Linked DNA regions of Homo sapiens: all the other regions are linked to region 2. The links are chromatin loops, found by intact Hi-C in ENCODE. Cell type or tissue: PC-3. All regions are shown on one strand. Each heading gives the region's core, and the rest is flanking DNA. Links, peaks and the distances in the headings are about the cores only. Region 1 has its middle 140 kb from the start of THBS1. Region 2 holds the start of LOC105370780 (a long non-coding RNA gene). Region 3 overlaps FSIP1 (fibrous sheath interacting protein 1). Region 4 has its middle 120 kb from the start of LINC02694. Region 5 overlaps LOC105370777 (a long non-coding RNA gene).

Region 1 (6,294 bases), core at 434-5,433, 270 kb before region 2:
ACTTGAGAATAAAAATAGCATCATAAACAGTTTTATATGCCTTATAGCCTGCAACAGCAACACATTGTTTTAACATTCCATTTATAGGTCATCACATGTGTAAGTCCTCCCTCATTACATGTCTTTTTCATGATTTTTATGGTTACTTCATATATATTTTTCAAGATGAATATCATATTCATGTTTTAAAATTCAGCAACAGCCGCAGCAAAGAACAATTAAAAACAACAGGTGGGCGCGATGGCTCATGCCTGTAATCCCAGCACTTTGGGAGGCCAAGGCGGGTAGATCACCTAAAGTCAGAAGTTTGAGACCAGCCTGTCCAACATGGTGAAGCCCCGTCTCTACTAAAAATACAAAAATTAGCCGGGCGTGGTGGCGGGTGCCTGTAATCCCAGGTACTAGGGAGGCTGAGGCAGGAGAATCTCTTGAACCCAGGAGGCGGAGGTTGCAGTGAGCTGAGATAGCACCATTGCATTCCAGCCTGGGCGACAAGAGCAAAACTCCATCTGAAAAAACCAAAATAAAACTAAAATAACAACAAAAACAACAGCTTGGTGGGGTTTGGATGGACTTGTGTAAAATTTATGGATCAGTTTATTAATGGCATGCTTTCGGTATTAAGTTTTTTCATCTTGAGTATTGAGTGTTTATGCATGGGTTCAATTCTCCTTTTATTTCCTTCAGTAATTTACAGTTTCTTTTTTAATAAAAAATAGGTATCTTACATTTCTTGTTGAGTTTATTCTTAGCTAGCTTCTCTTTATTACTTTTTAAATGGATTTTTCTGTTTTATTTTTAAATTTGTTATTGCAAGTATGTTGAGGAGGTATTTTTATTTTCTAACTGGCCTCTGTCAGGAAATCTTATTCATTCTAATGGTCTTTTAGTTGATTCTCATAAATTTTCCAAATGAATAATCCAATGTTTTGCTGAGAATGTTACTTTTATCTTCTTCTTTCCAATAGTAATACCTCACTTGACAATTTTTCTTGTCTACCAATATGTAATAGAGCTTCTGTAACAATGTATTGTAATAGTTGTGGTAGCAGGCATCGTTGTTTAATGTGACTTTGATGGGAGTGCCTCAACTATTCTAGCTTGTTGGCTTTCAATAGACAAACTCTTTATCATTTTAAGGAATGTCTTTTTCCAACTTCACTACAATTTTTTTTTTTTTTTTTTTTTTTTTTTTTTAAAGACAGAGTCTCACTCCATCACCCAGGCTGGAGTGCAGAGGCGTGATCTTGGCTCACTGCAACCTCCGCCTCCCGGGTTCAGGCAGTTCTCCTGCCTCAGCCTCCTGGGCAGCTGGGATTACAGGTGTATGCCACCACACCCAGAATTTTTTTTTGTATTTTTAGTAGAGACAGGGTTTTTCTCATGTTGGCCAGGCTGGTCTCGAACTCCTGACCTCAAGTGATCTGCCCACCTTGGCCTCCCAAAGTGCTGGGATTACAGGTGTGAGCCACCATGCCCAGGTTAACTTTTTAAAATGGAGAAATGAACGTTATGTTTTGTCAAATGTCCTTTAGGCATTTTTTGAGCTGGTCATCTGTTTTCCTTTGACCTACTAATAAATTATACAAATAGAATTCCTAACACTGAATGACCGTGTATCCTTGGAATAAAACTTAACCATTTTGAATGATTCTTTTAATATTTAGGTTGATCACATTGAAAGACATATTTATGATCTTTACATATTATACATTATATTAATGGTGTGTATAGTATGTGCCCTGTGTGTCCATGTTTGTGGTGTGATGTGTATGTGTGTTGACTTAGTCAAGTTTTGAATATCAGGCTTGTACTAACATTTTAAAATTAATGAAAACCTTGCCATCTTTCTGAATTCTCTGAAATAATCTCAAAAGCTTAGGAATTACATAGCATCTATGCCTGGTAATTATTTATTGTATTATTTTAAACTTTTTTCCCTCCAATTTCACTTAGCATATTAATGTTTCTATCTCAGTCAGTCATTTTGTCCATTTAAATGTTCTAGAAAATTTTCTAATACTTTAAAATGCATAGAATTATATGCATTATTGCCTTGTAATTTTTTTATAGTTATATATCTCTTTTCTCTTTCTCAAAGTTATTAATATTTTTCTTCTATTTTCTGCTCAGCTTATTATTTTCAGTTCTTTCTAGTTCAATGTTTAAGGTATGTATAAAACCACAATTTTTTTCTAAATAAACTTTGGTCGCAGACTATGCATTTTGATATATAGTTTTGTAAATGTCCCTTTTTTTCCCCTCTAAAAACTCTTAAACTGCAAATTTGATTTCCTCTTTGACTCAAGAGTTATTCAGGGAAGTGTTTTTATCAGCTTCTTTCTAACACAGACCATTTTCCTGCAGTAACATGAAAGGCACTGCACGCGCATTTTCATAGCGGGGGATGTTGAGGGAAGTCTAGACTCAGACAGTACTGATATGGGCTGCGTGGGTGAGGTGGTGGATAAGCAGTCTGGGATTCCTCAGAGAAGGATGCAAAACAGAGGGCAAAGGACACTGAAAGCAAACTTGAGACAATTAAAACTCCAAGATTTCATCAAGGGCTGGCCTTGGTTTTGGCTACTCCACAGGTGCTGGGTGACGGGTGCGGTTCTCCCCCTGGACCATCTCTCTGGGCTTAGCAGCTTGGAGTGCTGCGTGGGGTGTTGAGATTCACGCAGTCACATCCCTCCTTCTCAGAATGTGTAGCACCCACTCAGGAAGCCAGCATGACAGGGCCAGGTGCATTTGCCACCTGGGCAGAGGAGACCTTAACTGCACCTTCCTTCTTTCCCCACTTGAGGGATCTCCTCACAGGAAATATGAAAAGGGTCTCCCTGTCAGTGGCAAAATGTGGAAAAGCTGGATAACAAATTTCTTTCTCTCCCGTACTTGGATTGTACCAGCAGCACCTGTGCCTGCTGCTACACAGGATGGTGCAACTCCCTTTGGCAAAGATGGATTTCATTTTTGGGTCCTGTTTTTTCTTTTTTTTTCTTTTCTCTTTTTGGTAAGGCTGAAAAATTGACTATGTGCAGTTTGACAAGTAAAGCTTCAAAATGACAAGCAGTGGCTTGGAGGAAGCCTGAAATAAATGGAATGTGGGGTCAGCCTGTACCTTTTTCTTTGCCACAGGTGTCTGAATTCATTTTTCCTTTCTTTTTTGTTTCATCTGGCACAGGTTTGGTGGATCCTGGGTGTGGGGGGAGCAGGTCTGCCCACCTCTTTCCTGTTGTTTTTGATTTGCCGATTGGGTAGAGCTGTCCGAGCTTTGGCTGAGGCAGCACTGTGCTCTCACCCCATGTGAATGGCTTTGGAAGTGAGCTTCCTGGTTATTCTGCCTTGTGCTGGCACTTCTGTGTCGCAGACGCCAAGCAGGACATCACATGATGGCTGGCAGCCCACACCAGACACAGTCTGAATTTTAGTAGGAAGGTCATGCCCTTTGATCTGGAACCAGACTAGGGACTATATGAATCTTGAAACAAACAAACAAACAAACGAACAAACAAAAAACTCAAAACTGTATGGGGTAATGTTGGTCCCAGGAGAAGTTTGGGGAAGTCTATTACCAGGCTCATCCACCTCTTTTTTGGATATTTTCTCCAAATATGATGGTGCCTTCATTTTCCCTTTACAGAATTTGTTATTTTTTCTCCCAGTTCACGTCTTTTCTCAAGAAATGATATGTTAGACTCATTCATCCTGAGGCAATATTTCTCCATTGTAGTAGAGGATGCTAGTCGTCTCCTGGTACCAGTCCTTCAAGCACCAGGATGCTTGAATTTTTTCTGGGGCCACGGCTTCCTACAATAAAAGACGACATTTGTCAGCCTCTTCTGCAGCTCCTCATGCCCAATTGCCCAAGTGACTCAGTTCTGGTCTGTGCTGCCTCTTCCCTGCCCCACCCCTCCTGTCCCTCTGAACTGAGTGCAGACATGCTGGGGCCTTCTTGGGCCATGTGAAAGGACAACAAACTGAAGATGCCAGAACAATAAGATGGAAGGGGCCTGGGTCTTGACACGGAGAGGCTTCCATATCAGCCCTGTTTATGCTTAGTCTCTGGGGTTTGGGATCTGTTCTCGCCGTTCATCTTGATCCTGATGAGTGTCCATGAGATGTGACATATGAGTGGTGCAGCAGCTCCTGTTCTGCCAAAGGGAATCAGTGAAGGCAGTTGTCTAGCTTCACTCTACTGCTTCAGACACTTTGTCACCTCATCACACCTGTGTCCAGCGACCCCTTTTACAGTTTACATTGATAGACTTTCCATGTAAGTTTTCTACTTCTGAGCTCCCTCCAAGTCTTACCTAACATAGCATACGTTAGCAGGAGAAAGCTCACTCTCCTTTCTGAGCAAACATTTTGAGAAATATAGCTGTCCTTTAAAACTGTGTTCTGTATGCTTTTACACTGTTGGTGGGAGTGTAAATTAGTTCAACCATTGTGGAAGACAGTGTGGCGATTCCTCAAGGATCTAGAACCAGAAATACCATTTGACTCGCAGTACCAGAAATACCATTTGACCCAGCAATTTCATTACTGGGTATATACCCAAAGGACTATAAATCATTCTGCTATAAAGACACATGCACACATATGTTTACTGCAGCACTATTTACAATAGCAAATACTTAGAACCAACCCAAATGCTCAACAATAGACTGGATAAAGAAAATGTGGCACATATACACCATGGAATACTATGCAGCCATAAAAAAGGATGAGAACATGTCCTTTGCAGCGACGTGGATGAAGCTAGAAACCATCATTCTCAGCAAACTAACACAGGAACAGAAAACCAGACACCACATGTTCTCACTCATAAGTGGGAATTGAACAATGAGAACACATGGACAGAGGGAGGGGAACATCACACATTGGGGCCTGTCAGGGGGTGGGAGGCAAGGAGAGGGTGAGCATTAGGACAAATACCTAAAGCATACGGGGCTTAGAACCTAGATGACGGGTTGATAGATGCAGCAAACCACCATGGCACACATATACCTATGTAACAAAACTGCACGTTCTGCACATATATCCCGAACTTAAAGAAAAACTGTGTTCTGTGTGTTGATTTTAGAATTGGCAATAAACTCTTTTCCTTGAGTATGAAGATGAAGTGTTCTCTCTTGTTTCTATAAAGAGAAGTTGTAATTTTGGATACTTTCCTGGCATGAGATATATTAGGTAGAGATAAACAGTTAGAGACCACTTGTTTGAAAATAAGCGTGTGAAATAATTTAGGGCAGGGGTTGGGAAACTAAATAGCCAGCTAGTCAATGCGTTAGGCCTTGTGTGGGCAGTATAGTCTCTGTTGCAAACACTCAGCTCTGCCATTGTAGAGTGAAAGCCATCATAGACTATATTCTAGTGAAACTTTGCTTACAAAAACAGGTAGCAGACTGGATTTGGCCTGTGGACTGTAGTTTGCTGACCCCTGATTTAGGGCCCTTTTAAATTATTCACTTTTTAAGGAAGTTGTATACAAGGTCATTTAAAGGGTTTTAAAAAAAAATTCTGCTTGTCTTGAGTCAGAAATATTTTGACAATTGCATTAATAATAATCTTATTTAAAATATGTGAGCATTTTGTTTGGCTCTTTGCTTGGACAGCAACTATCTTACTATTTGCAAATTAGAAGAGCTGTCTCTGACAGCCCATCTCCTCACACTGACTGCATGATATAAACACTCGTTGATAAACCAGCAAGGGAAAGGCAGAAACTTGGGTCAGGAGTCTAGGCTCCTAGGTGTTTTGGAAATATTTTGGAGGAAAGTAGATTGACTCAAGACAACAAACCTGAATTTTCAGATCTGGATTCTTTTATCTTTAATATTACTTCCAAGAGTCAACCAGAAGATACTGGGGATGGAAAAGGGTTCAGTGATTTCTGTGTGTCTTCTTTGCTTTCAGAGTTAAAATTTTAGTATACGCCTTCCAAAGTGGGAAATCAAGGATTATGTCTTGGCCCTTTTCCCCACAAGGGAAGAACCAGAGATGATTGGGAATTTTTGTGCTTTCTTTTATATGTAGGAAATCCTGACAGGAAAGAGGCACACCCATGAAGAATTTAGCAAAACGGAGAACCATGTCATATACTGGAGGATTTATGTACGTGCTTCTAAGGTACTTTTGTAGTAAAGTGTCCCTGTGGTTTTGGAATAAGGAATGAGATGTTTGTTTTCCTCTTGGCAACTTGTGCCCATGCTTTGATTTTAATTCCTTTAAATTCAAGAAGTCTTCACTGAGTACTCTCTATGTGCTCATGCCATATAGGCTGGAGAGGAA
Region 2 (6,294 bases), core at 750-5,749:
ATCACACATTCAAAGTCCTGTGCAATTAGTCCCAACCCTCACTAGCCTTATATGCTGCTTTCCTTCTCCCTCTCATCCATCTCCACTCACTCTGTACAACAGCCATGCTAAACTTTCTCCAAATACACCCTTTCCTTGCATATCTGGGGACTTTTGAATCCCCTATTTCTATTCTTGAAATGCTTTTACTCCTCTTCTCCATGCAACAAACTCAATCAGGCCTCAAAATCAATGATAAATTTAACCTCCAATAAGAAGCTATATTTTCATTCATTAATTCCCTCAACAAATGGGATTTGCTAGGCAATGGTTAGACATGGTCCTTGCTTTCATGTGTTATATAAATAATAAACGATAAGTGGCACAATTGTGATGAATGTTTGTGTAGAAAAGTTTCAGGATGCTTTGAGAATCTGGAATAAGAAGATTTTCCAGGGTCAGGGAAGGCTCACCTGAAGAAGTAACACTTGATCTGACCACCAACTAACAATAGGGATAAACAGGAAAAGAGGGGAGGAAAGTGCCCTAGGTGGGACAAGGCTTTGTAGCAAGAGGGAGCATGTGTAGAATAGGGGCAGTAGGAAGAGCACTGTGTCTGGTGTGCAGTGAGTGAGAGCACAGGACATTTGAATTTAGAGTAGAAACCAAAGCAGGCAAGACCATGTGAGCATGTTAATGAGTTTGTCTTTAACCTGAGACTTACGAAACCATTAAACTGAAAGGTTAATGGATTCTCAGATTTGCATTTTGAAAAGATAACTGTGGTTGTTGTAGGAGAACAGAGTAGAGAGAGGTCAGATACAAGGCAGGGAGATCTGTGATGAGGTTATTGTAATAGTCTAACTGCACAGAAGTGGTTGTTTGGATTAGGAAGTAGAAGGAAAGAGGTGGATTTAAGTGACTTCAGGCAGTGAAATTGAAAGGATGGTGCGTGATGGATTGGCTATGTGGCGTAAGGGAGAGACAGGTGTCAGGGATGATACCTGGGATTCTAGCTTGTGCAACTGAATGCATGAAGTGTCATCCATTGAGCCAGGCAGGCCCTAGAAGAAAGGCTTAGGAGAGAGCTCCTGACTTCCCCAAGAAGTAGTGACCACTGTGGCCCTAGTGTCATACCATTATTACGCACTTTTCTTTGTGTATGGACATTTGCCAATGTTGAATTTGGGGTTGTTGGTATTGTCTGCCCTGCAATGGAAGAATCCCCTATTATGTGAGCCTTTATAGGAGACAGAACACAACTTCCCAGTACAGAAAACAGAATGGATGAGATGCAATTTCTGTTCAACCCTGACATAAAGGTCTCAGACAGGTGAACTGGGGTTTGGCAATTATTTGCTTCCATATTAGATTTCGAATTTGGAGCAAGTAGAGAAAAACTGAATTGATAATTGATTTCACTATAGCAGTGTTCAGTAGTGACCATAGAGGTGACTGACTAGCTGAGATGGCAGTGGTGTCTACCATAGGCCGTGGCAGTGGTGCCAGGGACAGCATTCTAATCAGGCTGTTTCTGCAGCGTAAACTTTGCTATTAATCCTGCTGCTTATCCTCCCTTAATGCCTACCCATTTTCTGAATCTGCTTCCATGACCTTCTGATTGAGGATAAATTGATGATGATGATGATCATGATGATGATGATGGTGGTGGTGGTGGTAGTGGTGATGGTGATGATGGTTAACAGAATGCTTCATATGAGTCAGGCCCTGCTCCAGTTAGTTCACATATATTCAATGCATTAATCCTTCTGCCCTCATCTGACGAATGAAAATCTGAAGCCCAGAGTGGTTGAATAATTGGTTTATAGGTCCTACAGCGAGTAACAGATAAAGACAGAATGGAGACCTCAAAGCCTGGCTCCAGAACCAGCCTTCTGATTAAGAATGGATTCTGTGGCTTGTAACCAAGAACCCTGGCTGGTACATTTGGTTCTGTGGTCTGTTTTCCCCTGGGAGCCCAGAATATGTTAGGGGTAAATATTGGGTATCATTTTGCCTCACACAATACACTTGTAGTTGACATTCCGAGTACTCAGGGTAGCAGCGGGAATGGTTCTCCCATGATTCATCTCCCCTCCTTCCCTGCAGGCACACATAGCCCTGCTACTTGCCTCTGCTCAACTGCTGCACGGGGTGGGATCGCGGCACCGCACTCTGGTAAACGCTTTCTCCGCTCCATGGTACTGTTAACCCAGGGTTGCAGGTGCCAAAGCAGGAATGAAAGCTCCCATTGTACAACACCCATGCAAGGGATCCATGTAGAGGTTTCTGTGGGGACAAGGGAATGCTGAAAGCCAGCTGACAACACAACAAGACAGAGTGAAACTGTGTAGTTTCGATTCCCCGGGAGTGGGGGAGTCCGTTTGTTCAGAGCAGCTGCAGCAGCTCAGAAACATGTAGTGTCCACATTCCATGTGCAGAACTCTCTGTGCACAGAGCCAGTAAAGCAGCAGCCCCTAAAGGTGATGCTGCCCTTCCCTGGGGACTTCCTGTTGCCCTTGAAGCCTTTCAGTGCTGAGTTTGAAAAAGGTCAACAAGGCTGAATTTGGGATGAGGGCCCTGACCGAGAAGCTCCTCAGAGGACAAAGGGACCGGGAGTCAGGGGTCTGGGGTTACTCTGTGGCTTCCAGGCTACTGATGTGGGACATCACATGGCACAGTCTCTCTGGAGCTTCCTTACCAGAGAGTCGGTGTGTAACTGCAAAGTTTCCCTGACATTCTTGGATAACTTGTGACCTAAAAGCCATTCAAACGGGGTTGGAAAGACAGATTGTTCCTGCCCTAACATCTTTGAGGATTGCAAGGTTCTCTAACTTGAGCCCAGAGACAAAAAGCAGTTCGGAACCGTCCTTGAAACTTTACTTCCTTTCCTAAGACTAAGACAGGATTTGAGAGAGCACAAATGCATCAGGGAATGCAGGCTTCCATTCCCATTCACCACCACCCTCACTCCTGTTCTTGAAGGAGGTGGCAGTCCTTACCATTCTAATGTATGTGGTGCTCTCTGCTGGCAGCTAAAATCTTTTTGTTCCCTGAAACAGGATGCCTCTGTAATCCTGAGTCACCAAACCACAGGGAGCAGCTGAGAGAGGATTTGGCTAACAGCCAGTGTCTGGGCCCTCCCACTCCCTAGAAGACCTCCTTCACCTGTTGTATGATCAACTACCCTTCCTATCAAAATGCAATTGCAATTAAAACCCCTACTTCTCCTCTTCCCTCTCTCAGTAGCTCTCTACTTGGGGTTGTCATACCCTCCCGACTGGGCCAAAGCTGCAGCTCTTCTTCTACGGGCAGGGCGCCTATCAGGAAAATGGGTCTTATGTTTCTCTCTTTTGTTTTGTTTTCATTTTGTTTTGTTTCTCCAAATGGTAGAGCCAAGGGCAACAGTGCCATGAGGCAGGGGTAGGGTCAAGGAATGCTTTGATGGAAAGGGGAGGGGGGCAGGTATAATGCCTCTCCTTCACAGCTTGCATCAGCAAACACCCCCACTTCATATATGTGTTAAAGCCAGGTGAAAACAGTATGTTTTCTATGAAAATGCAACTCTAAGACAGATCCCCCGGCCCCACTTTCTTGTCAGATCATTGCTAGTACCCAACTTCCTGATACAGAAATTCTTGGTGCTGCCACAGCCACATGGATCAGAGACCAAAACCAGCTTCAAAAGGTCACAATCTATACCATCACTCATTTTTCATGACTGATTTTGTTAATTCCTACCTATCGCAGGTTGCCCTCAGAATGGCTATTCTCCGTCAATGTCCATCACAATAATAAGAAATAATAAAAAAAGTAGCAGGAAACCATAGTTATCCTTCTTCAAGCCAAGAAGACACACATCAGAAATGCTGATAGTGGGTTATCAGAAGAAAATATATTTGCGGACTTATTTTTTAATTAAAATGTGAGAAAAGCAAGGTGCATAATTGTATTTGTAAAAAAAATGGCTGGGGGAGAGGTAAAGGAGTATGTGTAGGTGTGTGTGTGTATATATGTATATATCTTACATATGAGTAAACTATCTGGAAGGACTCACAAAATTAATAATGGCTAATATTTATTGGCACTTATTTTGTGACAGGTACCATTCTAAGCATTTTACAAATATTAATTCACTTAATTCTCATAAAAACTCCATGTGGGAGGTATTTTATTATCCCCATTTTTCAGGCCGGAGAACCAAGGCACAGAAAAATTAGGTATTCTGCCTGAAGTTACATGTCTGGGGAGCGCAGAGCCAGAATTAGACTTGAACAAGCTGTTGGCTGCCTCTAGGAAGGAGAACTGGTTGGCTCAAGAACAGGAGTGAGGAGAGAGACTTTTCCTTTTATATCTCTTTGTACCTTTTGAATTTTGAACCACAAATTTGTAATATATAGTCAGTGCATACATGAATATATATTTAAATTAATAAAATAACTTAGAAATATAAAATTAAAAATTAATATTAAAAAGCAAGGAAAACATACATGTTTTTTCTCTACCAAGTATGCTATCTAGAGAGTCGGTAGTAGTGCAGTGGTTAATGACTCAGAGGCAGACTGCTTGAGTTCAAATCCTGCCTCTGCCAATAAACTTGGACAAATTTATATTCTCTCTGTGCCTGTGTGGGTTATTTTAAGGATTAAATAAGTTAATAGGTGTAAAGTGCTTAAAAGAGTATTTGGCACATACTAGTGGCTAGATATATATTTGCTTTCATCATCTAAATTTAAAAACCAAAACTCATTCAACAGTCAATAAATATTGAGTGTTTATTGTATGCCAGACATCGTTTTAGGCTCTAGATATAAAGCAGTGAATAAAACCGAAAAAAAATTAAAGATCCTTGCCTTTATGGAGCTATTAAGTCCTCAGAGACTGAGAGAGAACATTACTTGGGGCAAGAAAATAAAACAGGCATCATAAGGTAGGAGAATAAGTGATTGAAAAAGAACATAAGATGTATAGTATCCATTCACATCAGCAAAGTCTCATGGCATGTCACATCTTCGGCAAAAAATGGGATTCATAGATTACATAGTATAGAATCCTTCATTATTCTCAGAATTTATATAAACCCCTCAACCTAGATAAAAGTAACAATAATTTCTCATATTATTTATTTACAAGTCCTTTCTACTTCGAAAGGGGATTTACAATGGAGCATAACCAGAAAATTCGTCTTGAAAAGAAAAAGATAACTCATATATGTGTACTTTGGAACTAGAAGAGACTCTAGAAAAATTGTAGTCGTAACTTAAATAGCCTTGTGGAAAGTAAATCTTTTCAGACTGGTTTCATTTCTGTGTGACTCGATGGTCAAGAAAGCATTGTGATGTTAATGTATCTCAGAATCATGTCGGGGGAATGTGTTAAGAGAAACAGCCTGGCTGATCTAACAGAGACACACATTCATTCATTTCACAGCCAATATTCCATTGGGCATGGTTTCTAAGTTTTGGAAAATAAGAATAAACTTTAAAGAGAGGTTGGAAAAATCAAGAACTAAAGTTAGGGCCTGTGGACAATGATATCCTGTGGTGGAGCGATCGAAAGCCTGGGCATGGCATGGCTTCTTGCTCCCTGCAAGGGTACACTTTTCACCTAATCCCAAAAGTCTTTCCTAGGCTTGTTTCTCTCTCAAATAATTAGCTTCTCCAAACACCCAGCAAGGACCATTGTAACTACTCGGTGCTTTCTCTGCTCTTATTTGCATCCACGTGGTATCCTCTCTGAGAAGTACTCTGGCTGAGCTCATCTGCATGGCAAGACAAAGTAGAACATAATGAGGCTATACATGATAGGTGCATACTAATTTCTGATGTTACTTTAAGAATATTTCAAAATAGCATTTTGCTTCCATTTTTGTTACGGGAAAATTCATTTTTGTTGTTGTTACGAGTGAATCCAATTTTTCTACATTAATAGGTAAGATACTCTCTGTCCTTATAAGTTCCACAAGGGCGAGAATGTTTGACTATTTTCTTCATTGTTATGTCCCCAGCACTTAGAGCAGTGCCTAAATGGACACACCAGATGTTCAATAAATACTTTTTCCTAAATGAAGAAAATAGACATAGAACCCACAAAGTAAATGATGCTAAATTCTAAAAAGAGTTGAGGAACTGAGACCCAAAGAGTTTATTGGATATACCTCAGGCCACAAACTAGAATGCATCCCAGGTCTGTGTGACTCTGAATTCTACCCTCTCTTTGTAATGCCAAACAAAATTATACTAATACCCTCCAGCTTCACCTTAGATCTAGAGGAACAGAAAGCCTACATGGGCTGTGGTGCTGTACTTAGGTTTA
Region 3 (6,294 bases), core at 449-5,448, 590 kb before region 2:
CCTTTGGGAGAGTATTGGTCAGCTATTTTGTAAAATGTCCTTCAGTTTTGGTTTATGTGATGTTTTCTCATGATTAGATGAAAGTTATGAATTTTGGCAAGCATACTCTGGAAGTTATGTGCCCTTCTCAGTCAATCACACTTGGTATACCTAATGCTGTTATATATTATTATTGGTAATGTTTCACCTTGATCACTTTGTTAAGATGGTGTCTGCTGGTTTTCTGCACTGTAAAATTACTATTTTTTTCTTTTACAATTAATACATATCTTGGGGGAGATGCTTTAAGACTATGCAAATATCCTGTTTCTTCTCCAGCTTTCACCTACTAATTTCAGCATCAATCAGTAGATCTTGCCTGCAATAATTTTTACCATATGCCACTAGATTTGGGTGATTTTGTAATCCAACAATAGATAACTGGAACAATGTGCATCAGCATTATTTTTAATGATTATATATTAATTCATTAGATGGATGTGCCATCATTTGTTTAACTAATACCCTTCTATTGAACATTTAGATTATTCCCTTAGTTTTTCAATTTTTTAAATTACACATGTTGCAGTGACATCCTTAGTCAATTATTGCAATGATTACCTTCTGTGGTTGGCTGAAAAAAATCCACCCCAATCCCCCAAGAGATATCTATGTCAAATCCCTAGAGCCTGTGAATGTTACCTTATTTGGAAAAAGGGTCTTTGCAGATGTGATTAAGTCCTGGAATATTGAGATGGGCCCTAAATTCCATCATAGGTAGCCTTATCAGAAAGAGATGGAGGGAGAAGAGGTAGATAAGGAAGAGGAAAAGGTGCTGCAAAGACGGAGGCAGAGATTGGAGTGATGCAGCCTCAAGCCTGCTGGCAACCATCAGAAGCTGGAAGAGGGAGGAACAGAAATTCCTCTAGAACCTCTGGAGGGAACGTGGCCCTGCTGACATCTTGATTCTGGATTTCTGGCCTCCAGAACTGTGAGAGAATAACTTCTGTTGTTTGAAGCCACCAAGTTTGTGGTAATTTGTTAGGGCCGCTATAGAAAATGGGTATACTTTCAAATACATTCCTAGAAGAGAAATACTTAGTCCAGGGTTGGACTTTCACAAGATTTTTATTCACATTGACTTATTGAAATCAATTTAGACTCTTACCCACATTGTATCTGAATATTATTTTTCTATGCCAACGATGGATTTTGTAGTTATTTTTAAGCTTTGTTTATTTAAAGTGGAATCACAATAATTTGTATTTCTCTGATTATCAGGGAGGTTATAGATTTATTCTTTGGTTTAGCTAAGTTGTGAGTTACCTACTCATGTCTTAGTCTCTTTTATAAAGTGAGGTATTCTTTATTGATTTGAAAGACTTTTTTAATATTAAGGATATTAATTATTTGTCACAAACACCATAAGCATTTTTCTAACTTTTTTTTTAATTTTGTGACATTTCTTGCTCTAGTTAGTCATTTCTTTTATGTTATCATTCATTGGTACTCTGCTTTAAAAGGCCTTTTATGTCTCAAGATTGTATAAAAAATATATATTTTCCTTTCATCAGTTATAATTTAATGAAAAAATTTAAATATTAACCCACTTGAGATTTATTTTGGTATTAGATATGAGTTAGAGAGTTGATTTTGTTTTTTTCCCCCAATTTGCTAACCAGCTATTCCAAGACCCTTTATTGGATAATCTGTCATTTCCCCACTTATTTGAAATGCTAGCTTTATCGTGTAGGAACTGGGTTTATTTTCAGATTTTCTATTTTATTCCATTAAAATTTCTGTCTGTGCTGATGTTAATACCACTCTATTTTGATTATTGTGTCTTTGTAATATATTTTATTGGGGCAGTATTTTGGAATAACATGGTTTTCTCAAACCTATTTTTTTTCTGAGTTTAGCAATGACTACATTATTTTTTAAAAAAGAGATTGTAAAAGCACCTCTAAAGCTATAGCTTATGAACTGCTTTTTTATTTATTTAAATGTCTAAAGACCAGTATATGAACGTAGTCTGCTTGGAAAAGTACAACTTACTAATATATTTCATTCAATGTTTATCAGTAATTCTATACCTTCATAGAAATGAGACTATACCCCTTATTCCCCCCCCTCAAAAAAATCCATGGACAGTGTCAGGAATGAGATTCTGGATATTATAGTATCTCAATGTCTATAGTTTGGAAACCAGGAGTCAAATACTGATTTTTCTAGTGGGTAGGGCTTTTCTGAAAGACCAAACCTGCTTGTGGTTGACTCTGGAGCAAGCAATGTAAGACAGGCCACTCTGTAAGTGGATCTATGGTGGCCTTTTAACATTAAGCTTTTCGGTCACAGAGTTCACTACCCAGTGAACTTTTGGTCCTGGAAGGCAAGACATTTGTTTTCAGTTGCCCTTTTTTCAAAACCAAATCAAAACTGTCAAATATGTTTAATTTTTAAAGCTCCTGGCCCGTATATTTGACTTAAATCTATGCTCACATTGTATTTCTGGAGTTATGTGACTGCTGTAGGCCCTGTAGACACTTCCCATAATGTTAGATTAGTCCTGATGTTCTAACATGGAAATTAAGTGGACTTAATGATATGAAAGCTGGAGCTGCAAGGGGCTTGAAAGCTATGTTAAGAGAGAATCATTGTTTTAAACATGATGACATTATTAAAGCTTCAATTTTTAGATTCAGACTTCTTAGTTATTATGTATTGGCAGTGTGTGCAAAGCAGGTAAGATGCAAAAGTAGGGTCAACGTAAAAGGAAAAGGGAATACAAGATACTGTTAGGTGAACCAGATGTCTGTTGCACTTCACTCTTGCTACTGACTGTCTTAATTAGTTCACACTTGACCAGTTCACCAAAATGAAGAGGTAACATTATTGTATTACTGGCTTCTTCAGATTTAATTAGAATCTTTTTTTGATGATTGTTCTTTTACAGAAAAGCCAAATTCCTTAATGAAATTTCCTGCTTGCTGTTTACTTCATAGACATATGTTTTGGAGTCATTTATTGCCACACATATCTGTTTTTTTTAAATTCTTAAAAACAAAAAAGTAGTTAGCATTTACTTTAGGCTGCATTATTAACCTAATTATATTAATTTGTTTTTTGGACTACATAACTATTACCTTATTCTAAAAGAGGAAACTTTTGGAATAATCAGCTTAAACTTGGTATTATTAGCAGAATATTTTCACTGCAAGTATGAAAGAAATAATTAGAAACACAACAGTCCAGTTTGACCTCATGCCACGGATTTTTTGAAAGTCTCATATTCCTGGTATTTCAACATAAGCACTATCATAAGGTGGTACGAAGCTACTTTCATCTGTTCTACAATGAAATGAATTTCCCATTACTCATTAGATCTCAGCTACTGTTTTAATTAGAAATGTATAAAAATTTAAAAATTATTTTAATCAATCATATATAGCCATACATTTCTAAATAAGATATTTTTATAAGTATTATTAGGAAAACAGGAAAATTTTGCCTTTTTTTCCTGTATAATTTTTTGTTGCCAGCACAGTTTCAGGCACTTGTAAATTGTCCAGTAGGTGGCAGCATCTAGTTACAATAAGTACTTTAAAAAGCCTTAAAGCATTTAAAAAAATTTTAAAGCTCCTGGCATACATTTTTGGCTTAAACCTATAGAGTTCACATTGTATTTCTGGAGTCATGTGACTGCTCTACACCCTGCAGACACTTCTTGTAATGTTAGATTAGTCCTGATGTTCTAACATGGAAATTCAGTGGACTTAATGATGTGAAAGCTGGAGCTGCAAGGGACTTGAAAGCTATATTCAGAGAGAATCATTTTAAGCATGATCACGTTATTAAAGCCAGACCTATTTCAGCATACCTATCAATATACCCAAACCTACTTTCTTTCTTTTCATTTTTTGTCTTTAAACAAAGGGAGAAATTCTTAGGATGGATATTTTTCTTTTCTAGTCAGTTTTTCTTATCCTCTTATTTAAGAGTTAGCTTCAGGTTGGGTGGGTGGTTCATGCATGTAATCCCAGCGCTTTGGGAAGTGGAGTCAGGAGGATTGCCTGAAGCCAGGAGTTCGAGACCAACCTGGGCTACTTAGCAAGACCTTGTCTATACAAAATATTTAAAAATTAGCCAAGCATCAGGAGGCTGAGGTGGGAGGATTGCTTGAGTCCACGAGTTTGAGACTGCAGTCATGCCATTGCTCTGCAGCATTTGTGACTGTGTGAAACCCTATCTCCAAAACACAAACAAACAAACAAAAAATTAACCTTAAGGACTTTGGGCTGATGGCTGAATGGCAATTTCCAACCTGTTTTCAGCTTCCAAAACACAGAACCCATCCCAGTTGGCTTATAACATCACAAATAAGCAACAGCAAATAAATGAAGAAAATAACTGTGGTTGGATAGTGCATTTACTTTTATTTATAGGTGCTAAACACAAAAGATGCCTTGACTCCAAGAGAAAGTTGAAAACAACATTAAATTGATTTATATCACATTTGAACCTTATAATCCAGACATATTAACCTCAAGTTTACTGGGATTTTGAAGTAAACAATATTGTACTTGCTAGAGATCTCTGAAGTATTTTAAAAGTCTGTCCCATCCCATTACTGAGGGGTCACTTTTGGGTTTTTTTAGAGGCATGTTGCAAAAATCAAAACTCTTTTACATCGCCAGGAGTTTTCCCTTAGTTTCTATCATTTATCTAATGAATACAGGTAGAATTCAATATTCTTTGAGACAAATACATCTAGTGACAGGGTTGCTTTTTGATAGAGGTTATTCTTTTTGTCTTTGTCACGTTTCTCTCTTGTGTTTCTAGCTCCAAATATAGAAATGCATATAAACACAAAACATCAACATCATAACCAATTAGGCTTTTTCAAATTTGAGAATACTTTTTTCTAGGTGCCTTTTCTGTGAGACTCAGATATATGATACTTCTGCTCTTGGATGCTTGGGTTAAATACTCAAAGAAAATCTGGTAGTCTCTTTCTACTCTGATATGCAGAGGGTAGAGGGAGGAAATCACATAACTGTGCTGACTGACACAGGCAAGGATTTTGGTTTTTAATTTCTGTTGGAGTCTCAGCATTGTTTAGCAATCTCTTGCATTCTCCAAAATGGTGATTCCAAACTATTACTATGTGCTTCATCTCCCATCTTCTGCAAGACCTTCACTGTCTTGGTTGGTCTTCCTTTCCAGAGAAAATGAATCTACAGGGTAGGAATTCCTTTTACATTCATTTCTTCTGTTTCTAAGCTTCATCCTGACTGTGTTCATTCATCCTCTGCCTCTTGCCTCTAACTTTAGATGGAGGGAAGGTACTCTTATTCTCTGAGGCCAAAATCAGTAACATCCCATCCCTTTCACTGTGTTCCTGGCTGTTGGTTTGTTCGTCATTCCATTTTTTCATCTAGAGCTTCAATCTCTCTGGCTCTTTCCCTTTAACTTACCATGTTTAACTCTTCTAGTCCTAAAACAGAATCAAAAAGCCATTGAACCAATGAATAACCAACAGAACATACAAATAAGCCTTTTTCCTCATTTTTTTTTTTAATCTTACTCTAAAACAGACACCACTCAGTTTCCCTCTTCTCCTTAAAGGTCAGACTTCTTGAAAGAATAGTCCACATCTCTTGGTGCTACCTGGTCAACTTCCATTTACTTCTTAACTTTTCAGTGTCTGTATTTTCTACTGTCACGCTGTGGAAGCTGCTTCATAAGTGGTCCTCCTAAATTTGAAATCTAATGGCATACCTCCAGTTTTGATTGTACTTGACATCACTGTAGAATCTGACACAGTGACCTCTCATAGCATAGTGCAATTTTTACTGGATTTGTTATTCCCTGCTGGTTTTCTTCTTTTTCTTTCCTTCTTCCTCCTATTGTTGAAACTTATTCCTTCTTTTATATGTTTTCTCTGCTTTAGTTAATGGTTTCATCACCCACCTAGTCTCCTAAACTAGAAATTGAAGAGCCAGCCTCAGTTCCTCTGTTATTGTTCTTTTACACTTCTTCCTTGAGTTCCCCAAATGAGTATTTGTTCTGCCCTATCTGTATCTGACCTGTTTTTTTTTTATCCCCATTATTAAATGGTTTGGTCTCAGCATTTCTCTATCAGATTATTCAAACAGTTTTCAGTCTCGCCTCCATGGTGTCATTATTTTCCTGCAAGATCATTGTACTGGTTATCTAGTGCTGTGTAACAAATTACCCCTAAAACATGGCAACCTAAGCCAACAAACATTTATAATCTCACAGTTTCTGTGGGCCAGGAATCTGGGAGTATCTTAG
Region 4 (6,294 bases), core at 650-5,649, 350 kb after region 2:
TAGGTCACAAAGGACTAAAAAGCTCTTTCCCAAGACAATATAAAGTGTTGGCTCTCCTGCCTTTAAATAAAAGTCTTAATTTTATATGCTTAATTTTATGTATTTGTTTTGATTTTTAAAAAGCACAGACCCTCACCATCCCTGCCATGACTCACAAGGAGTCAGGTAAAAGAAGGGACGCTTCCTAACATGTATTAGGTTGATGCAAAAGTAATTGTGGTTTTTACCATTGATAGCTACCACTTACTGAACACTCACTAAGTGCCAGGCACCACCATGCACATTTCATTTGTATTTTCATACTTAAATTTTACAACATCCCATGTGGTACACATTATTACCTCCATTTTATAATAAAGGAAACTATTAGCACGATTGAATATTCTATCAAAAATCCCACAGCCAGCAGGGACAGAGTTAGGAGTCAGCCCTCTTCTGCCCAAGCCCAAAGCATGTGTTCTTAAGTAAGCTATCATGCCCCTGATTTCTGTGATTCTTTTGATCTTAGGACATATGAAGCTGCCTTTTATCATTATTGTACCTCCCCATCAATAGTCCTTATCTTCTAGCCTGGTTTATAGTTCCATGGAACCTAGCTAACCTAGTACTTCATGCAGCAGACAGAATTATGCCCCCACCCCAAAGATGTCCATGTCTTCATTCCCAGAACCTGTGAATATATGTTATATGGCATGCGGGAATGGAGACTGCAGATGGAACTAAGGTTGTTCATTAGCTGGCCTAGAGATGGGGAGACTATGCGGCATTATCCAATGGGCCCGTGCAATCACAGGGGTCTTTGTCACTGAAAGAGGGAGGCAGGAGGGTCAGGGAAGGAAGTGTGAAAGCAGAAGCAGAGATCAGAGTGATCCAATTGCTGGGGGGCTGGGGCCCAAAGCCATAGGGTGCGGGTGGCCTCTAGAAGCTGGAAAAGGTAAAGAAACAGATTTTCCCCTGCACCCTCCAAAAAGAATGTTTAGTTTTAGCCCAGTGAGACCCATTTCAGACTCCTGACCTCCAGAGCTATAAGGTAATAAATCTGTGTCCTTTTGAGCCACTGAGCTTGGGGTAATTTGTTATAGAAGCAACAGGGAATGATTATACCTTTCCATAGAAACAATTAGGGCCAATTTATGGTCTGATACTTTGTCAAGACTTCTCTCAGGAGTTACAGTCTGAATAATTATAAGGAATTTTTAAATTCAACCTCTATTACTGAGGCATCATAAATTGTTTCTACAATTAAACTGGAGAAAGTTTTTGAAGAGCCACTTCAAAAACGTCTAAAAAGAAAGGCAGAGAGCTGACCCCTCTCTCCTCTCCTGTGCTCATACGCTGGGTAGAAATATGCTCCATTCAAGTTCTGATTAGCTGAGATTTCCTGTGGAACTAATGTGCTCTTGCTAGTTTCTAAATGATGTTTTTCTCCTCCCAGTAAAATCAAGAACTGCCAATAAGGTGCAGGCCAGTTGCTGGGCCCGCTCTCTCTCACACATACCATATACACAAATAGGAAGATGGTCTCCGTGGCTATAATTTCCTGGCCAGCAAGTGTCTTGGGTTTCACTTCAGTGGTTAATGATGTGTCCACCCGGGCGCCTTGGCATGGGGCATTTCCAACCTTCAATTAAAGGACTATCATTTACTCTATATATTAACATCCAGAACAATAAACACAGTGGAACACAGTCATTAGAGGCAGCCATAATCCATGGCCTGCTGTGTACTGATGTCAACCCTGCTGCGTTTGACATCTGAAATAATCCCAAAGAAAGCACTGCATTTTCAAAGCCGGGACTACGTTAAGGATATCCACCCCTGGCTGCATTCCATCTTTCCACCTCCATCTTCCAATCTATCAACATCTTGGTTCAATCTCAGAGTTAAAAACCCCTTGTCTTTCACAGAAAGACATCCAGGCTAACCTTCTCTTTTGCTGGGAAGAATGCCACCAGTTTTCAGTTGACTGAACCTAGTGGGCCTTCACTGTAATAATAAAACCAATCCTGGATAAATCGTAATTCCTAATCTAAAGGATGTCAGAATGAAGTCGGATTGAAGACATACCACCGACACAAAACAAACAACCCTGAGCATGGGGTGCGCAAAGAAAGCAGAGAGATACAGAAAACCAGCAAAAGAAAAGTTGTCTCAAACTTAGCCGAAATGTGGAGCCACATGAAAAGTGCAGTAATTCTTCCTTCACCTCAGGGCTCATGTCTGTTGCATCTTTTCAACACAGCACAATTGTGATTTCTAGGGGTCCAGCTACCTAGATTTTTTGAGCTGAACTCTTTCTTCAAGGGGATGCAAAATTAAAACAATTCAAAACCTCCTCTGCCAGGGAGTGGGGGTGGCAGGAAAGGGGAATCTCGGGGTGTTTATTGTACACTGACAGGTTGAACAGGAGAGAGGTACTTGGGTCACTGAGGCGATGGAAAGATGCTGTACAGTTAGATGGGAAGCAAGAACACAAAGAAAGCCTTTTCAGCAGACCAGGGGACTGCAGGGCCCAACAACCTCTAAGACTGGGATAAAAGCAGGCTTTATTCATTCAGGAGACTGCAGCAACTGCCTACTGCCTGACTGGTAAATCTCATCCCAGCACCGTCCCTGAGAGGGGGTCTAATCTGATTGGTTGTCCCATTTAATCTGCGGCATCCCGATTGGGAGGTGCTGTTAGACTTGCCCACTTCACAGGCAGGGGCCACCTCCACGGAGCCCGTAGAGGCTGCCTGCAGCTGAGCCACCAATGCCCGGCCTGTTGGGTGGCAGCGGAGCCAGCAAATTACCAGACACAGCACAAGGAAACGCCATGCACCAGAGCAGCATTCCTCAGAAGGAGACTTGGGAACACAGCAGGCAGGCAGATGCCCTGTGTGCCTGTGTGTATATATCTTTAAAATCAAATGGAAGTGACACTACTCTTCTGAGTTACCTATGCCATTATTCCTCTTCACCAATTGTTTTTCATTTTGCCTTTTTTTCTTTGGATAAAGTTTTATGCACCATGCTTGGGTTGCAGAAGCAGATCCAAAGAAGTCTCAGCACACCACCCGATTCTCTGAGCACAGGCTCTGGGGACTTTTTGGAAATGACTGTGCCTCAATGCAGAGAGAGGGTTTTTCCAAGTTACCAAGTGCACTTTCTGTTCTTAACACCCAGGGGGGCGTGGAGAAAGTGAGAGGATCTGTGGTGGCTTCCTGGGCGTGCCCATGGAAAGTGCTTACTCTTCTTTGCACACCTCACACCTGGGTCCCTGGTCCACTCACAAACCTGGTAGATTCACTCTTTCGAACCATTCTGGCCGGCTGTACCTGTGGGCTTTCACTGTGCGTGGCCGCCCCCTGCTGGAACAGCCTGGAACTGACCGCCAGTGACACCTAGGGCCGACACCTGGCCAGCGCAGGGAGGTGTGAGAGAACAGATTGTCAAGTTCATTCCATGGCATTCATTCCAGAGGGAGCCACTAAACTGGCCTTGACACACAGGAATCTGTTTAATAATCCTGTGGAGACCTAAAGTCTACAAATCCCTATGGTAACTCCTCTGAGAGTTTAATCACCCTCTCTCAGAAATATTTTCCCTATTTGTGATCTGAACGATGTTTCTGTTTAATTTCCAACTGATCTGATTTAATCAGGGATGAAAAGCAGCTGCTGTCATTTCTCTGGGCAAAAGCCCTTTATAGGCCTGGAGAAAGATTAACGAATGTGCCTCACTTCCCAGGAAAAGTCCTAAGCTTTACTTTCCTTTAATATGACTTTATTTAGCCTATTTTTAAATGCGTTATCTCTGTGGCTCTCTTCTGAATGCTCTCATCTTCTCCACATTTCTCCTTACTTAGGGACATGATGCCCCTAGTGAGAATCTGGCTGAAGCCAAGTATGATGCTGATACTCTCATGTGTACCCCTCTAGATGACCACTTTTTTGGCAAATATTTTTTAAGCACCTACTATGCGTGAGGCACACAGGTAAGGTCCCTGTGGGTTATAGATGGACTCATGGACTTTCCAAAAAGCAGGAGAAGCTAGTCCTAGAATGCCTGCACACAGATCACTCTAATTGTGTATAAGATAGGAGGAGGCAACAGTGTAACTGGAGACCAGCAAACAGGGAGAATGCTTTCAGCCAGTGTGTATGGAAGGTTTCATGGAGATGTGGGAACTGAACTGGTCTTTGAAGGATATGTAGAATTCGGCTGGACCAGAGAAGGGGAAACAGCATTCCATGCAGAGAGGACAGCCTGAGGAAAGCTCCAGAGGCAGAGGACACAGGGCATAGATCTGATGAGCTGGAAGTGGTTGCATTTGAGTAAGTCAACAGGGACTACAGAAAACATCCACTGGGCCAGGTTGTGGAGGCCTTCCCTATAATGGGAAGGCAATAAAGAATCCAGAGGCTGCCTTCACTTCTTAGAACTCCTGTTTGATTTTATTAACTTGAAGATAGCTTGTTTTTCACCATGCTGATCCTAAATCATTCTCAGCTGTTCTTAGCGTCACTATGTCCCCATCTAGTATTGGCTCTTGATTTTGATTCGTTTGCTCCAAGTCCCTGTTTGGGTATTACTCTGTTGTTTCTCGATTTCCGAGAAATCTGTCTTGCCCTGGCTTATGCACTCCCACTTTCTTAACCCAACCTTTGGTAAGATCGGTTGCAGCTGACCAGCTCTGTCATCTCATTTCTTTCCCTGAAGCAGTGGGTCTTTGATACTCCCTCGTTCCCTTTAGGAGACTTCGAAAGGCAGGACACCTGCAAGTGACACGCTGGGCAAGTTGCCTGCCCATTGTGGCCTTAGTGTTCTCATTTCTTAAAAGAGAAGGGAGGCACCTCTTTGACCTCTACAAGCATTTCTGAAGCTTACGCTCCATAAGGCAATAACCTCAACTATTTCTGTCCACAGGCCATACCCCCAGCAGCCATTTCCATGGAATAGTTTCATCTTTCCTGGAAGAATGTGCCGATGAAATTGACTGAAAATGGACTTTGAAACAAATTGGACCTGCTGGAAAGTCAACCAGCTTTGAGGTATTTATTTCCAACTGGGATGAGAATAGAGGAAAAGATGAGAACAGGCCCAGCTTGCCTTCTTGCCAAAGGGCCTCTCCCCAGGAGATACTTTCAAAGACAAGATGATGGATTAGAAAGCACGGAAAGAAGCTACAGGTGGCACGCAGCACTCTGCTCCCTTCTTGAATCTGCCAGACGCTCCCTGTCCTTCACGTCTTTTGGTCATCAGGCTGGCCCTGCTTGATTGACTCTGCCATCAGAAGCAAGACTTTCCTTCCAGCATGGTTCTCTCTAGATCCAGGTACTTTGCAGGACCCAATTTACCCATATCCACAGGGGACATGTCTCACACATGGCTGCCTCATGCCACTTACCACCCTGACGCTCAGTCTTCTCTCTGGTAGTAATCGCCTTTACCATATGTTTGGCAGGAGTGTAAGATAAAAAGTGCTAACACCCAGCAAGTTACTAAACTGTCAGCCTCAATTTCCTGTCAGGCACTAGAATTAATAAGAGCCCATACATCATGAAGAATCTAGAGGATCCTGAAGATAACCGGAGGAGGACAGAACTAGGGCACGGAGTGCAAGGTCATGGAGAATAACTCTACTTTCTGCATACTTCTAAACTGCTTTTATTATTATTGGTATGTTTCCGTAGAGTGACTCCACATTCGTTATTTTAATTCTTATGATAGCCTTGTAAACTTACATGTTATAATCCCATTTTGTAGACGAGGAAACTAAGGTTTTGATGTTCTTTTCCCTTACGGTGAGTGAACTTGACAACTATTCTCATACATTTCTTGGACTGAAGGGCAGAAAATATGAGCTGTTGAGACAGAGTCTAATGATAGAAGATTTGAAATGTTTCCAACACAAAGAAATGGTAAATGTTCAAGGGGATGGAAACCTTAAACACCCTGATTTCACCATTACACATGTATGCATGTATCAAAATATCACACGTACCCCATAAATATGTAAAATTATTATGTAACAATAAATTTTTTTAAGAAATAACAGGGAAAACAATGTGCACTATTGTTGTCCTGGATCCTCAAAGTTTTGAAAATCTGCAGCTACTTAACAATAACAGCCTCAGGCTTCTCAGGGAGAAAAATTTCCATTTCCAGCCCCAAGACTTCACCACAAGTGTGGCTTCAGAAGATGTTGTGAACTGGGAAAGGCCAGAAACCAGAGAGTGGGAAAAAGTGATAGCAGCCATAGAATCAAGAAAGGACCCTGCAGAGGGTGACAGCTTTCATCTGAATTGGCCA
Region 5 (6,294 bases), core at 878-5,877, 100 kb before region 2:
ATATATGTTCTTTTTCTGGATATAGAGAACTCTAGGTTGACAGACCTTGTGTGTGTGTGTTTTGAAATGAGGCTGCACTGTTTTCCTGAAAATCAGCCATTTTTTTTTATTATTGTACTTCTACATATTGTTTATTTGTCTGTTTTTAGGATATTCTTTCTTTTCAGAATGTGTTGTTATGTGCTTACAATGTGTGGCCGTTATTCCCACAGACTTTTGATTTTTTTTTCCTATCACTTTCTTCTGAGACCGAGTACAGAGTCCAATGACAGCTTGCTGTTTTCTCATAGGCCTCTAGTGCTCTGCTCAGTATTTTCTTCAGTCATTTTTTTTTTTGCTTCATTTTGGATTGTTTCTTCCTGTGCTAAATTCAACATTAGGGCCTGCTCCAAGACAGTTTCTGTTGACTGATATTTTTCCTGAATATAGGTCATACCATCTTATTTCTTTGCCTATCTCATGATATTTTGTTGAAAACCAGTCATTTTAGCAAATAGATGATGTCAAAATTCTGGATTCTTACTTTCCCCCCAAAGGTTGTTGTCATTTTGTTGTTGCTGCTGCTCTTGCTGTTTTAGTAAGTTGCCTAGACTTATTCTGCAGAACTTGTTTCCCCACTGATGTCAGGCAGCTATTTTTTTCTTTTTTTTTTTTAATTCTTATTTTCATTTTACTAGCCTGGGTTCCCACGGGATTCCCCTGCATCTTGTAGTTTAGTGGTCACCCAAAGACTGGTCAGATGTTGTGCTCAAACACCTCAAGCCAGCAGAGCTTCCACCTTCTGCTGATGTGGTAACAGGAGCATGTTCCAAGTTCAGACAGTTTTCAAGTCTTCCCTGGGTTTTACTTTCAACTGGGCCCTTCTGGGTGTCCCATGAGCATGTGTGTAGCATCCCATCCCCGTCTGCCTGGGGTCTTATCTAGGCTTTCTGCAGTGCTCTCATTTCTAGGATCTCTTTGCTAAATGTCTGGCTAGTCTGCCAGCCTGAAATGCCCCCGATCTGTGAGAGCAACCTCAGACTATGAGGCATGTGTGTTACTAGCCTTATTATTTTACTGACAGTCCCACTAGACACGAGTGAGCCCTGCTAGGAGTGAAGCTGCTGGTTTTCATGACCAGCCCTGCCCTGGTAGAACTACCAAGACCCTTGAGCTGGAGAGATGATGGGAGCAGCCCCAGGCAAGAATACCATGGAGGCCCAAAGTCTATCTGTCTTTTATTTAATGGGTAAATCCTTCTCAGTTGGTTTGTTTGCTTATTTTCTTGTCTTTGCTTAGTTTTCAAAGGCCTAAAATTGTTATTTTTGACAATGTTATCCAATTTTACAGTCATTTCTTGGGGAGATTTACTGATTATCATGGTGAGAAATCTTTCTCTGACAGATATATTTTGACAAAGGAGAGGCAGAAAAAGACAAAGGCTATGATAGCATGAGAAAGCTACTAGGAACAGTTTTCCCTGTGATTTGTAAACCTGTAACTAAACCTCCAGGCTTTTGGTTCAAGGAGCTGTAAGGATTAAACATCCCCGAATACAGTTATTTTAACCAAATGACTCGACGATGAAACAGGTTTAATAATATGCATAATTATTGTGTCATGGGAATTAAATACTAGGATAAAGAATTTACAGAAAATATATCATATTTTATACATATTTATATGTATCTTTTTGTAATACACATGATATATACTACAAAAATTATAATTACTACCATATCTAGCTCAGAAAATCTTTAGATTTTTTTAAAATTATGAGAATGATTAAGGATCCTAGAAGACTATCAATATCAGCATTTTTCCTTGATGCTTCACTTAATGGAAATTGGTGCCATCCTAAATTAAATGTTAAATAGTAAGTGTTGTATTCCTTGCTCTTTGTTTCTGTCAGATATTAGGGACAGAGACAAGTTATCAGCCCCTCCATCTCTGCTCCAACTCTCTGAAACCTTTATGAGGACCTCATGTTCCCTTAACTGGAGGCAAAGCCCTTTCCTTCCAGCAGCAGCGAGGAGAGGCGGTGAACACGCAGGGTGATGGCCTCTCAACCCCCTGCCATGTGGCTGGCTCACAGCCTTCTCAGCTTGCATGTGAAAAAGGAGTTTATGGGCCACCTGATGGCCCTGGCTCTGAAGAGATGGAAGAAACAAGGGGTCTTCTAAGCGTCAGGAAGCTGATGCTGTCTGTTGAGAGGCTTCTCTGACATCACTCCCTCACCTTCTACCACCCTGCTCACCTGCCTCCAGGCTCTAGCAACTGGGCTACTTGCCGCGGGCCTCTAGGCCAGCATGGAAATCCCCACAGCAGAGGGAAATCCCAGCAGAGGCCTAGGGTCCCCAAGGATAGCATGCAGGCCTGGAGGGGCTGGGGAGAGGGGCAGGAGGGCCAGCTGCTTCCCACTGCTGCCTCAGGAAAATGAGGCAGAACTAGACTATCCTAAAGACCTTACTGATTTTCACTGAACTTCTGTTCAGCTTTTGTTGGCCCTTATCTTCTGGTCTCCTGTAAGATTTTTTTCTGGGCATCAAGGATTGGACTAACCAAGCTTCACCTTTTGTTTTTGTTACTTGTGTGTTTCGTCTCTTTTCCTCAAATATCAGGTTAGGGTGTGTGGCGGTGACATTACTTCTTCAGCTATTTATCTTTCTATAATATTTCCATAGTCCTCTCCCTATTTCTCTGCAGTTTCAGCCTTTTTTGTTTGTTGTTTGTTTTTGAGACAGGGTCTCATTCTGTCACCCAAACTGGAGTACAGTGGCACGATCATAGCTCACTGCAACCTTTGCCTCTGGAGGTTCAAGCCATTCTCCCACCTTAGCCTCCTGAGTAGCTGGGACTACAGGTGCATATCACCATGCCTGGCTAATTTTTGTATTTTTAATAGAGATGAAGTTTCACCATGTAGCCTAGGCTGGTCTTGAACCCCTGGGTTCAAGCGATCTGCCTGACTCAGCCTCCCAACGTGGTAAGATTACAGGCATGAGCCACTGCATCTGGCCTCTGCAGGTTCAGCTTTTAATATTTTGCACGAGTTCATCAGGTCAAATTTTAGTTGTGTTCCAAATAGAATACAAAACATTCTGGTAATTGACGAGTACAGTGTTTCTCAATCATAGCTGCTTATTAGAATCACTAGGTGGACGAGGCTATTTGAAAATCCTGGTACCCAGGCTGTACACTCTGGTCCAGTGAGACCAGAATCTCTGGTTGTGCAATCCAGGTAGTCTGTACTAAGAAACAGTGCTCTCATGGCAAGTAATACCTTTATGTGGCACACTAATATTTGTCTTTGCTGTTTTATCTTAAACCAACATTTACCACATCCTCAAAGGATACATTAGAATATTAATTGGCAAAGAGTATAGCCATGCAGAAACTGAATTATATCATGGTCTCCATTGCAGTCTGTAAATACTTCTGAGGTCGTGTTGGCAGAATGCCTTTCAGTGTCCTTGTATTTGCTAGCTGCTTTGGTGGCTGACAGCCTAAAAGAGACTTGCCTCAGGAGAGCAAATAAGAAAAAACAAATAAAACTGTAGATATGGATGTCGTCACATTTCAAAGACTGCTGGCCCATTATGTAAAATGCAATGACACATTATTACAAATATTTACCTTAATTTTTCCCCCCTGTAGTCTTTGTTCTCATTTAAACACTGAATGGCCATTGACTTCTTTTGAAAAAGAAAAAGAAAAATGGTAAGTCTTTCACTACCTTTCTCTTCAGACTTGACTTAGATTTCCTAGTCCCGCTGTTTGAGATGACTTGATTGCCTCTGTTTCAAGCTCTGTGGTTCATTTCTTCAGCCTCTAAGCTGTTTCAGCTTCCTTTAGGCCATGGATAGAAAGCTGGTGAAAATCGGCAAATATTTTGCATAAATAGTTGTTGGACCCCAAACCTCCACAAACCAACTTTTGAGTTTTTTTCTTTTTAAGGAGAAATGGGTAGAGAAGTGAGAACCAGTTTTATGGATCTGGTGCCTAGCAAGGTGCCTGGCAGGCAGTCTGAGAGCCCCAGATATTTGTTGAGAACCTGAAACACAGTGCTCGATGGAGTTCTCCTCTATTTCTAATCGCGGATGGTATTCGGGGGTTAGCAAGCAGAAAGAATTTCCCGGCATGAGAGAGGTAAAAGGGAAGAATGTCTCATCCAGAATTTTGGCAATTCCATTTTAGAATTTTCTTTTAATTGGAGGGGCATATTGTTTGTTTGCTTTTTAAAGAAAAGAATCACAGTTATTTTAGGATGTGTGATCCTGGAAGATATTATATTCAGATCTATTTAAAAGAAAAACATTTAACTTTTTTCCAAGACTCAGTCCCTGCTCTAAGTTTTCTCATAGTGCGTAAGTTTGTCAGGCATGTTTCTATATTCATTGGAAAGAATAAATGACAGTTGGAAATAGAAGGATTGGGGCAGCTGCAAATGACAGGCAGGCTGCACACTGGAAATGCCATGGGGTAGAATTCCTGAGACTGCAGTACAAGCAGTATTCCCTAGACCTGTGAACTTCAGTGGTCCTGAGAAGGAGACTGGACCTTCTTCATGCCAGTAATGACAGTGAAGAATCACAGTTGTCATTTCCACCTCTGCTTACAATATTCGGTTGACTAGTGTTTAAGGGTATTCAGTAATTGTATTCTCAGATCTGGTCCATGCATTGCTACCTTAGTCCACTTTAGGGGTAATAGCATAGGCATAGGAAGAACATCTACTGACCTGGTAGAAAAGATGCTCTGATAACATATGCATCGTTTATTTGGACAATAATAACATTCCAAGGAGCAAAGGTCAGACTGTGCCTTTCATCATTTTCTCAGACAGTCTTCTTTTAGCCACAGCACCTCAGCTGGGGCAACCATGAAGTACAGCTAATTTTCCAGTAGAGGACAGAACTGTGGTTTGCTATGTAGAATAATCTCAGCCTGCTATAATTAATATTATTTTTCTCCCTGTTCTTCCTGTCATTCCCATCATGATATAATAGCTCACTACTACCCAAGAGTCACAGAAAACTAGATAACTAGATGGAATTGTTTGGCCTGGTCCTCTGGATAAACATCTCTTGCCATTGTCACACTGAGGGTCCCCTCTTAGCCCAGTCACCTGGTTTCTCCATATGATTCTGGAATCTGGTTGTCTGTTGGACTCTCATAGAAGTTCCTCTGGAGGAAAGACCGTCCACTCAGTCTACAGCCAAGCCAGGATAGGATAGGTATGAAGAGTGCTGGGTTTTCAGGAAGCAGGAGAAAGATCACCAGGCTGAGGGGCTTCCCCAGGTCCTTTCTGAAAACAGATTTGCTAGATCCTCATGACAGTTCAAACTGAGTGTTTAAGGACTTGTACTCATATACTGAATATTATGTCTCTATAATCAGGGGAGTGGACAAGGTATAGAACATAATGTCAGACATAAGTCTCCCCATTCTGGGAATTTATAGCCTGCTGAAAAAATTTCCATGAAATTATTAAACACCAGTGTCTTGGAGGATGTCCCCAGTGTATTTGGAATGACCAGGAAGATGCTGTGGAGGAAGCAGGATTTGAATTGGGCCTTGAAACCTGAACAGACTGTGCCTGGGTGGAGGGACGGGAAGAACTAACTGCATAGTAGTAGACTGCAATAGCTTGGACCAAACCTGAGGTTCAGAGCTCATGCTGGGAAAGTGGACCCACTATAGTGACTTGTACACATTTGTCCAGGGAGATAACGACTGTGCCTAGAGGACTGGCAAGGCTTTGGTCTTTCACTAGAATATGTCCTCGGACCCACTGTAAACCCATTCCAGCATGTTTTGCTAAGGGCAGGATGTCCTGGAGCATGTACAGCAACAGACAGAATGACAGAACAGGACATAGGGAGCTATCTATTACCACTCATACTAACAGCATCTTGCTTGCCATTTGGCTTGACTTAATTTCTTTTGAGCTCTGTGCCTATCTGTGGGTTGGAGACAATTTGTGTTGTTGCTCCTTTGTGGAGCTTCTCCTCCCCCCGAGGAAGAAAGCATCATTTATATCCAGGACAGCTCTCCAGATTATTCTGGAGACAGCTCAAAAAACCTGTCTCCTCAGGGAGAATGCCTGACAAGGTCCTCTTCAGGGAAGGGCTTCTCAAATTTTACCATGCATAGGACACACCTGGAGGTCTTGTTAAAAAGGTCTTAACTCATTAGGACTGAGATGTCACCCAACATCCTGCCTTTCTAATAGGCCCTCTGGTGATGCTGATGGTCCAAGGATGACACTTAGTAGTGAGGCTTGCGGCACTGTACAGATGCTTATGGCAACAG

The links. Peaks named below come from ENCODE experiments on the same cell type or tissue, not always from the same donor. Only the 100,000 strongest peaks of a DNase experiment are listed, where the experiment ranks them.
Region 1: a loop joins it to region 2, with 5 times the contacts of the local background. A loop is called at or near these places in 11 of 110 quality-filtered maps.
Region 3: a loop joins it to region 2, with 13 times the contacts of the local background. A loop is called at or near these places in 31 of 110 quality-filtered maps.
Region 4: it touches region 2 in a loop (5-fold over the local background); 17 of 110 quality-filtered maps call a loop at or near these places.
Region 5: it touches region 2 in a loop (5-fold over the local background); 8 of 110 quality-filtered maps call a loop at or near these places.

The regions. Positions count from the first base shown.
Region 1 is chr15:39,435,515-39,441,808 of GRCh38, reverse strand. No RefSeq gene overlaps it. Among named protein-coding and RNA genes, the nearest start is that of THBS1, 140 kb to the left of the region's middle. In PC-3, for the core only: a CTCF peak has its summit at 2,806; no DNase peak of the experiment used is centred there.
Region 2 is chr15:39,168,953-39,175,246 of GRCh38, reverse strand. The region is part of intron 1 of LOC105370777 (a long non-coding RNA gene); the gene reads left to right. It overlaps LOC124900600 (a long non-coding RNA gene), which reads right to left. Exons shown (of 3, transcript XR_932142.3): 3 at 5,082-5,740. It overlaps LOC105370780 (a long non-coding RNA gene), which reads right to left and starts at 1,652. Exons shown (of 3, transcript XR_007064591.1): 1 at 1,568-1,652. RefSeq lists enhancers at 1,972-2,927, 2,928-3,883 and a silencer at 2,905-3,199. In PC-3, for the core only: a CTCF peak has its summit at 2,992 (motif pointing left); a DNase peak (open chromatin) is centred at 3,026; H3K27ac peaks cover 1,676 bases.
Region 3 is chr15:39,754,328-39,760,621 of GRCh38, reverse strand. All of the region lies in intron 5 of FSIP1 (fibrous sheath interacting protein 1), which reads left to right. Among named protein-coding and RNA genes, the nearest start is that of FSIP1, 25 kb to the left of the region's middle. In PC-3, for the core only: a CTCF peak has its summit at 3,559 (motif pointing right); a DNase peak (open chromatin) is centred at 3,561.
Region 4 is chr15:38,814,939-38,821,232 of GRCh38, reverse strand. No RefSeq gene overlaps it. Among named protein-coding and RNA genes, the nearest start is that of LINC02694, 120 kb to the right of the region's middle. RefSeq lists an enhancer at 2,978-3,127. In PC-3, for the core only: CTCF peaks have their summits at 3,148 and 3,353 (motif pointing left); a DNase peak (open chromatin) is centred at 3,312.
Region 5 is chr15:39,271,245-39,277,538 of GRCh38, reverse strand. All of the region lies in intron 1 of LOC105370777 (a long non-coding RNA gene), which reads left to right. Among named protein-coding and RNA genes, the nearest start is that of LINC02915, 24 kb to the right of the region's middle. RefSeq lists enhancers at 1,672-2,171, 2,172-2,673. In PC-3, for the core only: no CTCF peak of the experiment used is centred there; a DNase peak (open chromatin) is centred at 3,448; H3K4me3 peaks cover 1,053 bases; H3K27ac peaks cover 3,834 bases.